Regions from separate parts of the Homo sapiens genome. Here region 1 is linked to region 2. A link is a loop called in an ENCODE intact Hi-C map of the cell type or tissue named here. Cell type or tissue: GM12878. All regions are shown on one strand. Links, peaks and the distances in the headings refer to the core of each region. The heading gives the core; the rest is flanking DNA.

Region 1 (5,386 bases), core at 90-5,089, 180 kb after region 2:
TGAGATTTGGGTGGGGACACAGAACCAAACCATATCAGAAGGCTTCTGTGACCAGGCATGTGTTGGGTTTACCACATACCAAGCAATTCTCCAGCAGACACCAACTGGGTATCCTATAACTTCATTCAATTCTTCTGCTATCTACCTGGGGATAGCATCAGACTCTGCAGGCTAAGGTCACAGTCCCACAAGACTGCCTCCCACTTCAGATGCCAATGGCAAGCCCCAGGTTGTGATCTGTGCTTCTGACTGACCAGCTAAAAACCTGGGTTCCCATATCCCCCTCCTCATGTTCAATTAATTTGCTAGAGAGGCTTACAGAACTCGAGGAAACACTTTACTTGTGTTACCCATGTATTATAAAGGATATTACAATGGATACAGATGAACAGCCAGACGGAAGAGATGCACAGGAAAAGGTATGAGGAAAGGGGCACGGAGCTTCCATGCCTCCCTGGGCACAGCCCCCACCAGACACCTCCAAGTGTTCAGCAACCCGAAAGCTCCCTGAACCCTGTCCTTTGGGTTTTATGGAGGCTTCATTACACAGGTATGGTTGATTATATCATTGGCCATTGAGGCTTGCCCCTTTCTTCTCCCACGGGGTGGAGAGGGCTGGGTTGAAACTTCCAACCCCCTACTCATGCTGTGTCTTTCTGGTGACCTGACCCATCCCAAAGCTATCTGGAGGACCCCAGCCACCAGTCATCTCATTAGTGTACAAAAGATGCTCATCACTGCAGAAATTTCAAGGGTTTTAGAAGCTGTGTGCCAGGAACCAGGAGCAGAGACCAAATAAATATGTATTTCTTTTTTTTTTTTTTTTTTTTTTGAGATGGAGTCTAGCTCTGTTGCCAGGCTGGAGTGCAGTGGCACAATCTCGGCTCACTGCAACCTCTGCCTCCCAGGTTCAAGCCGTTCTCCTGTGTCAGCCTCCCAAGTAGCTGGGACTACAGGCACACACCACCACGCCCGACTAATTTTTTGTACTTTTAGTAGAGACAAGGTTTCACCATGTTGGCCAGGATGGTCTCAATCTCCCAACCTCATGATCCACCTGCCTTGGCCTCCCAAAGTGCTAGGATTACAGGCATGTGCCACTGCGCCCGGCCATGTATTTCTTATTATATCACAATACCACAATCACCCTCTGCAATTTGGGTAGCTAATTTACCATTGGACCATTTTCTAGGTTTATGACATCTTTTCACCCTCTTGAGGTGAATTAAATGATCAGTTCCAGTTCTTTACCCCTTCTTTGCCATGACCTCATCATGAGCAGAATGTATTTCCTGCCCTTAATGTTGGGCTCTACAATGTGGCTTGTTTTCTTCAGTGGCAGGAGAAAAGAACCAACAGTCCAAAGCCTAAACTTGAATATTTCTGTTTGCCTTCTTGCTCTGTTGTATCACCATGAGAAGAACTTGCCCCGCTCGATGGCTACACCAGGGAGAATGAGAGATATGTGGAGCTGATTTAGCCTAGACCTACAGAAGCAGAGCCACCCCAGTTGCTGCAACTAGAAGCATAGATACCCGGCTGAGCCCAGCCCAGATGAGCCAACAGATGCCCAACCTACACATCCATCAGCTAATTAGATGCTTACTGATGTATACTGGTGAGATCTCATGCAGCATTGTTCTAACAGTAGTTAACCAAAACACTCTTTCTTTTAAAAGAAAATTAGATAATTCAGTGCATAAGATGAGCCTATAGAAAATACAATTGCTTTTGAAACAAATGCACAGAATATGGTTAAATCCATGAATTTGTCCCCATTAAAGCCTATACATTTACTCTTTTGATACTGCCTTCTTCCAAAATAGTTTTGAGAAATGCTTTTAAGCTTCGTTTTCTAAATGTATAGCACCAATTTTGTATTATCCTCAGTAATAAAAAATCTTCATACTTTGAAAAATCCTTGATTTTTTAAAAAAACTAAAAACACTAGGAGGTATTTGGTTTTCTTAAGGATCAACTGGAATTATTTTCATTTTTATTCAGTAGAAATAATATATAGTTCAGGCTAGGTGTCGTGGCTCACACCTGTAATCCCAGCACTTTGGGAGGCTGAGGCCGGCAGACCGCTTGAGGCCAGGAGTTCAAGACCAGCCTGGCCAACATGGCAAAACCTCATCTCTACAGAAATACGAAAAATTAGCCAGGTGTGGTGGCATGTACCTGTAATCCCAGCTACTTGGGAGGCTGAGGTACGAAAATCCCTTGAACCCAGGAGGTAGAAGTTGCAGTGAGCTAAGATAGTGCCACTGTACTCCAGCCTGGGTGACAGAGTGATACTGTCAAAAAAAAAAAAAAAGAAAGAAAGAAATATATAGTTCAGAAAGTTTTAAAAATTAAAATAAAATGTTTCAAACTCACAACTATAACTCAATTGCTTTAGCATATTCAATTTTTTTCTTTAATGCATATGTTTTACTAAGATTCTCAAAAATTTTTTCCCTTAAATGGATAGGTTCCTTATCACACTTTTGCAAATTGAAACTTAATTGGAAAATAAATGTTTGGTATCAATTTGAATCATTTTTAAAACACCCCTGGCCATGTGCTTTTTGTGTATATTTTATTTGATTTAGGCCAATTACAGTATCCAGAATGTGTGCCAATCAAATTGTCATTCAAGTATCTCTATGCTCCCTCTTGAGAAAAAAAAAAAAAAAAAGAAATGCTTTATCTGAGGAATGTGAGACCCCTCTGAAATGATCAGGCCCAGGGAGGAATTGAAATGTGACTTCAGGCACATCTCACTTCCCCCTAAGTAATCACCTTCTGAAGCTACTTGCTATGTGGGCTCTAGACAGACTGACACCAAGTAGTCATAAATTAACCCAACAATGCCATCCACTGGACACCATAACTCATACCCTACAGTTCAACAATGTATAGCCAATCACTAGTCAGTGTTATTTCTGTAAACCAATGGGAATGCCTGTCAAACAACTTTGTCTCTACCCATCCTTGCTCCCTTTTGCCTTTAAAACCCTGCTTGTAACAAAAGCCGAATGGAGCATGTCCCAAGGCAACTTGGAAGTATTTCCCAGGCGGCTGTCCTCATTCTGACTCAAGTAAAGTATTTAATATTTTGTGCCTCAGCCTCTTCCTTTAGGTCAACACTTTGAAATAAATTCCAGAGTCAGAGAAAATGGCAGAAAAATTTTTGAATTAGGAGAATTGGAATTTGCAAATATCATCCAGGCCGGGCACGGTGGCTCATGCCTGTAATCCTGGCAGTTTGGGAGGCCGAGGCAGGTGGATCATGAGGTCAGGAGTTCGAGACCAGCCTGACCAACATGGTGAAACCCCATCTCTACTAAAAATACAAAAAAAAATTAGCCAGGGGTGGTGGCACGCACCTGTAATCCCAGCTACTCAGGAGGCTGAGGCAGGAGAATCACTTGAACCCAGAGACGAAGGTTGCGGTGAGCCAAGATCGCACCACCGCAACCCAGCCTGGACAACAGAGCAAGAGTCTCAAAAAAAAAGAAAGAAAGAAATGTATCATCCAGAAGTGTAAAAGCCAAGAGCCTCAATGGGTGGCTCTGCTAGATCTCGAGACACAAAGGGATGGTGTGTGTCTGACGAGACTTTGAGGGAGAGGATTCTCTCCTTTAAGCCAATTCTACATGATTATTCCATGAAAGCTACACTAAGCTCTGAAGAGTGTGCGTGGACATGGAGCTTTTACCCCTCCTGCCTGACTCTGAAGCTTTGGTCTAGCAAAAGCATCACATTCCTTCAATGCAACAATATTCCACTCGTGCAAACTTTTGATGACAGTGAAAATTTAGAACTTGGATGGGGTCTAAGATCTGCCACAGCCACATATTTAGTGTCCCTCAGATTTGGTGTCTTCCAGACCATGGCCGTATTTCTATGCAGATAGTCTCCAATTCTTTAGCTCTAATTCCAAGGAGTGATACTAATGCCTAAAGAGGGGTCATAATTAACAAAAACAACAAGTTATATTTCACAAAATTACTTCATTTAACACCCAGTTTAACAGCTACTAATGGAAATATGCTTGTGATAAGCCTTTGTAATGAATATTTTCTAAATCAATTTCTTTAAAACTTTATTCTAATTTTGCATATCGTTATAATTATGGTACGCCTACACACTAATTTCCTTTCTTTAAATATTTGATCATAAGCATAAAACTACATATATTTAATGACTGTATAATATTCCAGAATTAAAGACATCACATTTATTTAGACATTCTCTTACAAGCAGATATTTAGTTTTTGGCTTTTTAAAATAAATAATGCTAAAAGAAACATGTCTGTGTATATGAGTTTTCCCTTTCATATTAGTTACTTGTGAAAGATTGCTAGCTGCAGGACTATTAGATCAACACTCACGAACATTTCTGTGACACTTTCTACATAGTGAGATATTGTTTTCCAGAAGCTTAGATCATTTTCATTGGAGTAAAGAATACCAATTTCACCATAATTTTGTAAATATTTGATATTATCAATTATAAATAATTTTTATTGATACAATAGACAAGTAAAGTATCTCCCTATATTTTTAAAACTAGCATTTATCTAATTACAAGCCAAATTGAATATTTTTGCATGTTTATTTACTAGTTTTATATTACATTTGTTTGCTAGTCACCTTTTCATGGTTTTTTTGGCGGGGGTGGTGGGCTGGTTTTATATATAGTGAAGAAATGATATCAGCTAAGGAATCAGTGATTTGCTAAGGGGAAGAAAAAGACCTTGAAAAATAAAGAGGAGATTTTAAAGAATTGTCCATACAGATAAATACATTGAAGAGATTCTCACCTCCAAAATGTCCTTTGAAAAATTCAGGTTGAGGTATTAGGGCGAAATTGTGTTAAATGCATAGAATATGCTAGACAGAATTGACAAGCTAGAAAGAAACAATGTATACGAAGTAGATAACAGCAGCACAAGAGTGTTTTAAGCCACTCAAAAGTGAAAGTGGAGCTAGTGGGCAAAGTGTAAAAGCCATTGTTGAACTAGGTATCTGCAGCAATAACCTGCCTGTGGGACTCAGAGCATCCAATGCTCGGGAGAGGCTAAACCTTACAAAGTTAAGCTCACATTCACATTTGGGAACACCAGTATTGAGGGGTGTCCTTGGACCCAAACAGGTATAACCTTTATTGAGAACAATGACAAGGATCCTTTGGGGCCATATAGTGTCATATTCATGCTAAAGGCATGAAGATTTGGTTTTGATCTCTATGTCCTACTAGTTGTGTGATCTTAAAAAATTGACTTCCTCTCTCTAACCCTCAATTCCATGAATGGAACATGAACAGACTGTAGGAGAAAAATAATGACCCCCATGAGTTCTTAGTTTGAATGGACCCATAATACCAAAGACAGATCAG
Region 2 (5,385 bases), core at 1-5,000:
GTGGGAGTTGAATTGAGCCTTAAAGGCTGAGTGGGGCAGCATCTGCAGCAGTATTTCTCCTGGTATTCAAGAGAATATTCCTGTTATCTATGTTAGTAGGCATGGTGTGGTTAAAGATTAAGCCCTAAATCAGCTACCTAGGCCTCGCTGAGTGCTCTAGCAACATTTCTCTTTGTAGTGGAGAAGTTTTAATGAGAAAGGAAGCCTTTTGAAGGGAATATTGAGTAATTAGGAGACTATGTGAGGCTGGTCTCAACTGTGATTCCGGGGAGAAAGTGCATCTTTTCCTAAAGCAAAGAGAGTGCAGAAGGAAGAACCACCCAACATAACTCTTTTAGTCTACAAGAGAGAAAGAACACATGATATATAATGGTTATTCCACCTCATCATTATAGTGGATTATATATATTCCTTCCTTCCTTCCTTCCATCCATTTTCCAATATATTCCATCTCATCATTTATCCACCATGGATAAAGCAATCTATCCTGCATTCAGACTTAGCTTTTAATCAGCTTAAGTAAAATACTTAAAATATTATTCCCCATGCACCCAAATTTGGAAATTGTACCCTATAACAATTTGGGATTTTTCTTTCTCTGTGTTTTCTTACACTGAGGAAACCCTACACTTATAGTCTACATTTTTAAAAAACAAAAATGCTTTCAAAAAGAAATGCATTTTCAGGGGAAGTTTTAAAAATCCTAAAGAATATTGGCTGGGCACAATGGCTCACACCTGTAATCCCAGCACTTTGGGAGGCTGAGGCAGGCAGATCACAAGGTTGGGAGATAGAGACCATCCTGGCCAATATAGTGAAACTCCGTCTCTACTAAAAGTACAAAAAAAAAAAAAATTAGCCAGGCATGGTGGCATGCACCTGTAGTTCCAGCTACTCAGGAGGCTGAGGCAGGAGAATCTCTTGAACCAGGGAGTCGGAGGTTGCAGTGAGCCAAGATCACGCCACTGCACTCCAGCCTGGTGACAGAGAGAGTCTGTCAAAAAAAAAAAAAAAAATCCTAAAGAGTATTAATTAGGAAACATAAAAATTAAATTTTTTTTAAAGACAGAAGCATTATTACCCAACGCCCTAAGAACTGGCTTTGTGAAACTGAAGAGAGATCAGGATGAGTGAAAAACTCTTCAATACTATCTTTTCAGACCACATTGTCAGAATTATTTTCAAGGAGATCAGCATGGAATAGGAAACTACTCGCTGTAAACATTATCTGATTTTCTACCATAGGCATCACTGGTAACTTGACTGAACTATTTGGAGTTAGTGTGTGTTCTAAAAAAAAAAAAAACCATACATTTCATTTGTCACCAGCTTCCTGAAAGTGTAAATTCTTGTCAATAGCAGAGCTTATCCTCAAGATACTCAGCAAGCAAAGTGAAGAGTTGGGTACAGGATGTGGAGCTCTGGCTTTTTAGGCCTACATGCAATAGAGCAAAAACCAATGCTCCTCAGATGTCAGCTCTTTGTTCACTCAACAAGTATGTGTTGATCACCTGCTATGCACCAGGCAGTGAGGCAGGTACTGGGGATATAGTGGTGTATAAAAGAGACATGTCCCTGCCATCATGAGGTTTACAATCTAGTGTAGAAGTCAGACAAGAAGCCATCAACCAAAGGAATACATCATTTAACATGATGAACCACGAGAGGAGGTGGAATTCTACTAAAGAAGGGTTTTTCAGGGATGGCCTGTCTGAGGATCTAACATTTAAGCTAAGATCTAAAGGATTGAATAGTCCTAAAAGAGGTCACAACAAAAGTGAAGGCTACACTGAGAAAGAGCGTGGCATGTTTGAAGACCTAACATAAAGCCAGTGTGAGTGAAGCAGCGAGGAAAAGGAGATGATAAGGCCAGGGAAGGGCACCATGATAAAGAGTCCCGATTTCATTCTGAAAGTGACAGGAAGCCACAGAAAGGCTTTGTGTTCCTCTGCTTGGGCTTCCATAACAAAATGCCGTGGTCTGGGTGGCTTAAACAACAGATATTTATTTCTCCCAGTTCTGGAGGCTGAGAAATTTGGGATAAAGTTCCATCCCTTCAGTTCCAGGTGAGGGCCATCTTCCTGGCTTGTGAGAGGCATAGAAAGCGCCTTCTCACTGTGTGTTCATAGGGCTTTTCCTTGGTGCACATACATCAAGAGAGAGTACAAACTCTTCAGTATCTCTTCTTATAAGGACATTGATATTATCAGATAAGGCCCTACCCTTATAACTCTATTTAACCTTAACTATTTCCATATGGACCTTATCTCCAAATATGATCACATTTAGGCTTATGACTTCAACATATGAATTTGGGGGGAACACAAACATTCAGACCACAACAGGCTTACAGCAGGGAAATGGCATGGCCTGATCAACTGATTTCATTTTTTAAAGGCCACTTTAACTAATCTGTGGAGGATGACTAATAAGGAAAAAGAAAAGCAGCAGAGCAAACAGGAGTTCTGAACAGAGAGAACATGACAGACAAAGGTGGTAAAAGTATTGCATCAGAGAAAAATGTGGGAAAGAATTGAGTAACCAGGTATTTTTTTTAAAAGCTTGTTTAATATTTAAAGAAAGAGAATAAATAAGATTTGATTATTAAAAAGGAAAATTGAAGCAATGCCTCTTCTAAGTGACTTTTTTAAACAATATCTGTAAGCCACCCAAGAGGGACAACGTGTGTGGTTCCCTGTATGGCAATGCTACAGAATTGCTTTGATCATTAGCCTCCTTTCTTGTATTGTCATTGCAATTCATGATTATGGGGAAATCCAGGAAGGTTCCAAGCTTCAGTTAAGATAGGCCATGAAACATAAAAATACTTATCGGAATGTATGTTAGGTTCCTATTGCTGCATAACAAATTTCCACACAATTAACAGCTTAAAACAACACCTGTTTATTGCACCAGCATTTCTGTAGATCAGAAGTCCAGGCGTGGCTCAAGCTGGGTCCTTCACTCAGAGTCTCATAAGGCAGAAATCAAGGTGTCAGCTGGGCTGAGTTCCTTTCTGGAGCTAGGGGTTCTCAAACTCACGTGGTTGTTGGCAGAATTCAATTCCTTGTAGATGTATGACTCAGCCCCCTGTTCTTTTATTGACTTCCAGATGGGGTCCACTTTCATCTCCTAGAAGCCACCTGCAGCCCTCTTTTAAAGGCTCAGCCCATTAGGTCAGATCTACCCGATAATGGCCCTTTTGATTAACTCAGCTAATTAGGGACCTTGATTACATCTGCAAAGTTCTTTATGCCGTACAACAGGACAGTCATAAGAGTGATCTCTCATCGTGTCTGAGGTTCCAGTCACGCTCAACAGGAGGGTGATAACAGGGGTTATCAGGGGATCTTTTTATTCTGGCTACCACAGAATATCATTGAATCCTTGAACCTTGTGTCAAGACTTCACATTATTACAATCTCTTGCTATGCAATGCTCCATAATACACCCCATAATTGCTGAAAATCATGAAGGTTGAACTTTTTGTAAAAAAAAAAAACAAAAAAAAACAAAAAAAAAAACCAGTCAACACATTGGCTGGAAAAATAAATCTGTTTCAAAATGTTCATGTTTTTAAAGGGTTAACTTCTCAGCTACACCTTCAGGGCTGTTTCAGACCATCTCAAAGTCTTCTATATCGCTTTTTGCAGAAGCTGTCTTTTGGAGTTCATCTTTTAAGTGGGGCTCTTTTCTAGAGACTTCAGCTAAGTTCTATTTTTCCTTCAGTAAGTCATGAGAAATCTATTCAGTAGAATCCAGTTCAACATCTGGCTCTTTGCTTCCTCCCAGTCTCTAGAAGAGCAGTTTTCAAAGTCTGGTTTTGGGCCATCCTGACACCCTGTCAGAAGGTCTTTGAGGTCCTCCTTTTTCAACTATTGGATACATAGCCATGTGCAGCTAGATTTCCTCCACAGACTTCAACCAAAGCAACATATCACAACAGATGGAATGCAGTGCCTGCAGTAAGCCAGACATGAAGGAGATGTGCAAAAATTTAAAACAATGCCACTCTTCTCATTCAATATTTTTGTTTTGAAAATGCCAAATAGAAACAACACCAGACTTAGATAAGGAGTAACTTTATTTGAAAAGACAATTGCAATAAAGAGAATGCTTTGACCTCAGGATGAGGAAGTGTCTTAAAATTAAGCAGAAAAAGGTTTTTCTTATATAGGGAAGGGTAAGCAGAGATGGCAGGGACTATATGGGTGAGGAGGACAAGCAGGTGGGTGAACAGGGGGCAAAATCAGGTACTTCAACAAGTAATGTTTCTCTTGTGGTTAGTCAGTTCTCAGAAGGAGCTGTTAAGGGAGGATGTTTCACAGCTTAGTGCTTTAGGCCTTGCTCGAACTTGGGAGCTAGCCAAAGTTTGGGAGCCCACTGGAAGGAGAGAAGCCTGATTAAAATTTGGTCAAGCAAAAGTTCCGTGGATAAGTAACAGACAATCGTGAGCACTTGGTCAAAAACTATAGTCATTTTTCGTGAAAATAATTATGTGTTTATAAGCAATGAGTCTGTTATTTTGTGGATTAGTAAATATTTTTAAATGTCTCAGGTTTAAATTTTATGCAGTAAATGTCAAGAGATACAACCCCCATAAACAAAAGCTCTTTGGAGGCCTCAATAATTTCTAAGAGTATGAAGGGATCCTGAAACCAAAATGTTCAAAAACCACCACTCTAGATTATTCTAGATAACCGTGCCCATTAATCCTAGAGCAATGACAGGACTTAGAGATTTTTTCATTCACTCCTTTCATATTGTGGATAAGTTGAAACTTAGGGTAGCCATGTGACTTGCCCAAGATCAGTGAGTGAAAAGCATCACTAAGTTTTAAATACTGATTTCCTCATTCCTAACCCTGTGTTTACCCTACTATTGCTATACAATTTCAGATATGTCTATTTCGTATCCAAACTTTGAGAACAAGTCTCTGTCTTATACTTCTTTCATATACTTCAGAGCTGCTGGCATATGTCTCAAATAATCAAATGATGGGTGCTCAAAATTCTCGTTGGATGAATGTATACAGGAATAAAGGAGAGAAGGAAAGACAAAAGAGAGAACAGGAAACATGGATGGATGGAAGGAAGGAAGGAAGGGAGGGAGGGAGGGAGGGAGGGAGGGAGGGAAGGAGGGGGAAGGAAAGTCTTTTATGAACCCATAGGCCTTGAAACCATTTCACTCTCTCAGCAACACCCACATACAATAATCTCTTAATTATTTCCAGGCTCCAGGGACACAAAAATCTGGTCTACAAGAAACTCTCAATATCTTCCTTAAAAGTCTACACTGAAGGCTTACATATCCAAAGAAAGGCTCATAGAAGCAGCATGGCTTGTACCATCCTCATGTGCACAGCCTCCCCGGAAACCACAGAAG

What was found. Hi-C counts contacts between places; a loop is a spot of excess contacts. Peaks named below come from ENCODE experiments on the same cell type or tissue, not always from the same donor. Only the 100,000 strongest peaks of a DNase experiment are listed, where the experiment ranks them.
Region 1: it touches region 2 in a loop (4-fold over the local background); 2 of 110 quality-filtered maps call a loop at or near these places.

The regions. Positions count from the first base shown.
Region 1 is chr12:98,329,985-98,335,370 of GRCh38, forward strand. No RefSeq gene overlaps it. Among named protein-coding and RNA genes, the nearest start is that of TRD-GTC1-1, 170 kb to the right of the region's middle. In GM12878, for the core only: a CTCF peak has its summit at 2,858 (motif pointing left); a DNase peak (open chromatin) is centred at 2,827.
Region 2 is chr12:98,147,026-98,152,410 of GRCh38, forward strand. No RefSeq gene overlaps it. Among named protein-coding and RNA genes, the nearest start is that of MIR4303, 150 kb to the left of the region's middle. In GM12878, for the core only: no CTCF peak of the experiment used is centred there; a DNase peak (open chromatin) is centred at 2,418.